Linked DNA regions of Homo sapiens: region 2 is linked to region 1. Evidence: chromatin loops called from intact Hi-C (ENCODE). Cell type or tissue: PC-3. All regions are shown on one strand.

Region 1 (2,500 bases):
TATATGTATATATACACATATATACACACATATATGTATATATACACACATATATACACATATATGTACACACACATATACACATATATGTACACACACATATACACATATATGTACATACACACATATACACATATATGTACATACACATATATACACATATGTGTACATACACACATATACACATATGTACATACACACATATACACACATATGTACATACACACATATATACGCATATATGTACATACACACATATATACGCATATATGTATATACACACATATACGCATATATGTATATACACACTTATATACACACATATACACATATATACACATATACACATATATACACACATATACACATGTATACACATATACGCATATATACACACGCATACACATATACTCATATATACACATGCATACACATATACGCATATATACACATATATACACATATACGTATATAGTCACATGTATACACATACGTATATATACACATGTATACACATATACGTAAATATACATATATATATACACATATACATATGTACACATATGTATACATGCACATATACACACATATGTATACATGCACATATACACACGTATACATGCAACATATACACACATGTATACATGCACATATACACACATGTATACATGCACATATATACACATCTGTATATATGCACATATGCACATATATACACATCTGTATATATACGCATGTATACACATCTGTACATATACACATATATATGCACATATGTGTATATATATGTTGCAAGACACCACATCTAAATACATGGCTCAAAACTAATCTGTATGAATTGCTAAAGTAGGTGAAGAAAGTACAGCTCAAGTGTTAAAAATATCTATATAAGATGATACGTTTGAGAAGAAAGATAGAACTTCAAAAAGGTCAATTAAACTTGACATTAAGTGGAAGGGATGAGAACTTCATGGCACAGTGATTTGGTTAAGATGATCACCATAAATGGAATGCTCATATTAAAATTCCAATAAAAATTTGCAAAGAAAGAGGCTAGAAGAGGATATTTTCTACTATTAACAAGATTATAAAGCAAACAAGATTATAAAGCAAACAAGATAAAAGTTGACAATAAAAGTGTGGAAGTAAAATACTTTGGCAAAACAACACAAACACGAAATAGGGTTGGCATCTACTATAGACTTTCCAGATTAGAGAAAATGTTAATAGATAATTTTAAATTTGAACAGGAAGTTCTTAAGATTTCTACCTATTGTCCTAAGAAATCTGGGAATAAAAGCTCCACATACTTTTGTGAAAACAGACAAAAAATTTAAACCTATGTAAAATGTCAGATAAATTTTGAATTAGAGCAAATAAATGAATATAAATATACATATATACAATATTATGCCACCATTACTCCACTAATTAAGAGCTGAACAACAATTTTCTGTATGTTATATGAAAGTTAATGGTCAGATTTCATGGTTTGCCCTTCAAAAGACACAACTGTTTACACTATTTAGAAGGAAATCTAACCAAACTTTAATGTATTTAAAGGCTATTCATTTGATCTCTTTTAAAGACTCCCAAAGACTTGCTTATAAAGCATAATAAGACAGAAATAATTTTAAACTATATTTTTATTCGTATACCATAATTCTTAGGTAGCTAAATTTAATCATATTCCGTTATTTGCTTTTGTCCTGGACCAACTTCAAAAGCTAACATTAAAGTTATGAATCACTTACTCATTCAGTTAAGGGAGGAGACCACCCCTCATATTGTCTTATGCCCAATGTCTGCCTCCAAAGAAAGAAGAAGTAAAAACTACAAAGGCAGAAATGAAATTCACAGGCAGACAGCCCAGCACTGAGCCCTGGGCCTGGTAGTTAAAAATCAACCCCTGACCTAACTGCTTGTGTTATCTATAGATTTCAGACATCGTATGGAAAAGCATCATTAAAATCCCTGTCCTGTTCTGTTCCATTCTGATTACTGGTGCATGCAGCCCACAGTCACGTACCCCCTGCTTGCTCAATGGATCACGACCCTCTCACGTGGAACCCCTTAGAATTGTAAGCCCTTAAAAGGGACAGGAATTGCTCACTGGGGGAGCTAAGTTTTAGGAGACGTGAGCCTGCCGATGCTCCCAGCTGAATAAAGCCCTTTCCTTCTATAACTCAGTGTCTGAAGTGTTCTTGTCTGCGGCTTGTCCTGCTACATTTCTTGGTTCCCTGACCTGTCTTGGTTCCCTGACCTGGAAGCGAGGTGATTAGCCGAAGGTTGAGGCAGCCCCTTAGGCAGCTTAGGCCTGCCCTGTGGAGCATCCCTGCAGGGGACTCCAGCCAGCTAGAGTGATGTGGATCCTGAGAGCGCTCCCTGGTAGGCAGTTGCCCCAGTGGAATGCCTCACCAGAACAGCTTGTGGCAGGCCCCCATGGAAGATCAATGCAGTGGCTGAACACCGGGAAGGAAGTGACACTTGGAGTCCAGAC
Region 2 (2,500 bases), 100 kb after region 1:
AGCAGTAATGATTATTCCAACAAAGTTTTTCAAAGGTTTATAGGATCAGAATATAGTAGTCTATCACCATCTCTCATATTTCCAAAAATGGTATGTTGTGGTGGTGCTAGGCGTGGGAAGGGTCAATATTTTGTGAGAAATGCTGAGTAATGATTTTAATGCTGGAGGAGTTTTAACCAGATAAAAATGTTGTTGCTAAGGTTATCATAGATAAAATGCACATTTGTGTAACATGAGAGCTAGCTTAAGATATGACAAATGCATCTCCCATGCTGCTTTGTGATGCTTTGCATATTTTGAGTTATAATTGAATCTTTTGAATCTAGGGTCATATTTATACCTACATATAGCATCTCACTTCAAGCCCAAGCCAAAGAAAGACCTACAGCAGCAACCTGTACATAATTGGTGGCAATCAGTAAATTTTGCTTGTTCTTACTGCTCATATAGAACTCATTCAGAGTTCACATACAACTCTTACTACATTTTATTAAAATCTTAAGCATAATATTAAACAAGTTTTAGTTGAAAATTCTTGTTCCTCTTATGTCCAGGTTTAGAACTATAAGATTACAGAATTAGATATCCCTGTGGCCTTACTTCAAAAGAATTGAAAAGTAAACATACAGGATATATACAAAAAAATGTATGTTTTCAGGTAACATTTGTACCAAGAAAGAGATCTTCAACGTAGATTTTTGGCATCATATCTAATAAAGACTATGAATTGTTAATAATAATTATTATTTTATTCATATCATTAGTAAGTATATCTTTATACTTATTTTATTTTGAAGTCAAACAATTATTTCTTTGAGTGGTTGTGATTTTAAAGGGCATGGGATACTGAAGTCTGAAGACATCTTTATTTAAAGTATACCCATGTTTTTAAATGCCTTGTTGAAGTGAGTTACATTCTGGAAAAGAATTCTCAGGGCATATGCAGGTCAAATCCCTCTTACGTGCACCATTGCAATAAAAAGTTTATCATAACAAAAAGTTCATGTAAGTGCTGGCTGGTAGCCTATGTTAACAGAGTCCTGCATATCTAGCAAAAATGAATTCCCCAGCACTGAGTAAGAGTTCCAGAAGATTTTATCTCCAAAAGTCATACTAATTTTTAATTGCCCAAAGATTTATTCTTTATTATGAGATTTTTGACTCTTTTATTTCATTGAGCAATTGTTCATTTTTTTTCTGTGAGATGTATTGGTGAACTACCTGATTCCCAGAATTTTTTCTTTCTTTCTGTAATATTTCATATTCTTGAGATCCAGGAGGTTCAGGGAAGGAAGTACATACTATCTGTGTCCTAAGGTAAAGATTCCATACATTGCTGAGATTTCAGAGACTACTGCTTTCTATAGTTGAATTATTGTATTACAATAAACAATATTTAGTGAATAGTGAGTATCAGGTATTTATTTTTTCAGAGATCAAAAATATTAATACTGTTGAGCTAGGGCCTACCCACCCGCCTGCATACACACATAATGTACTAAGTATAAAGAGGTAAGCTTCACTTCCCTAGTAGAATGGTGGTATAAAATAAAGGCCTCCCAACTCTTTCTTTCCTATTTGCATGGGGGATAAGGGTGGCAGAGGTTGTATACAACCATCTATGGCTTCTGGGAATTCGTACTATGTTGGGACACAGCAAAATATGTGGTCTTATACATAAGGTCTTGGTGATATTCTATGGAAAGTCAATGGGGACTTGAGGATAAATGAGTGTACTGCTAAAATGAGTGCACTGATAAAATTATCAGTTACCAGATTCATGACATGGAGATGTGAGGACAGGGGAAGGAGGTGGCAAAGAAATTTAGAAGGGACCTGATTGTTTGCCAGACTTAGAAGTTTGAATGCCCACAAATCACAAAGATGTCAGAGATCAGATTCAGTGAGAGTAAGGGAGTGGGGAAGTAGAAGGACAGGAGATGATGGTGTGAGAGGGACCTATAGAGAAAGGTTTTGGAAGTGAATGAATATTACATGGTAATAACGCAGCCATGCTAGTAAGCAGCTCAGGCATGGTGACTGCAGAGAACACTGGGACTGGGCAACTGAGAATCCAGTGGAATAAAAGGAATGTAAAAATTATGAAGCTATTTTTTTGAGCAAAATTTATGACTAACAGTAATTACAGTTACTACATGTTGGGAAGCAGATTAAAAGTGGAAAAATTTACACTAACAACAGGTAGAGTTTAGGTTGAATAATTCTTACCTCAATCATACTTAGCTTCCATGACAAATGCTCCTAGTTGCCTACTTGATATTTGTTTCCTCATCCTTCTTTTCTAAGAGAACTGTGATTTGTGTGCAAATGTGTGACAGTATTCCGGTGTTCCCAGTTGTATGTACTCGCAGTGAGGCCTCTCCTAAGAGTTAAGGGTTCTCATCTGATATAGTCATCACCAGTGAGATTTCAGTGGAAATAGCCAGTTGTGTATTCCCGGTAACGATTTTTGTTTTTGTTTAAGAGAACTGACTTAGCT

What was found. A loop is a pair of places that touch in the nucleus more often than their neighbours do. Peaks named below come from ENCODE experiments on the same cell type or tissue, not always from the same donor. Only the 100,000 strongest peaks of a DNase experiment are listed, where the experiment ranks them.
Region 2: a loop joins it to region 1, with 3 times the contacts of the local background. A loop is called at or near these places in 2 of 110 quality-filtered maps.

What each region holds. Positions count from the first base shown.
Region 1 is chr3:79,771,099-79,773,598 of GRCh38, forward strand. No RefSeq gene overlaps it. Among named protein-coding and RNA genes, the nearest start is that of ROBO1, 4.4 kb to the left of the region's middle. In PC-3, no CTCF peak of the experiment used is centred here; no DNase peak of the experiment used is centred here.
Region 2 is chr3:79,871,657-79,874,156 of GRCh38, forward strand. No RefSeq gene overlaps it. Among named protein-coding and RNA genes, the nearest start is that of ROBO1, 100 kb to the left of the region's middle. In PC-3, no CTCF peak of the experiment used is centred here; a DNase peak (open chromatin) is centred at 1,005; H3K27ac peaks cover 1,746 bases.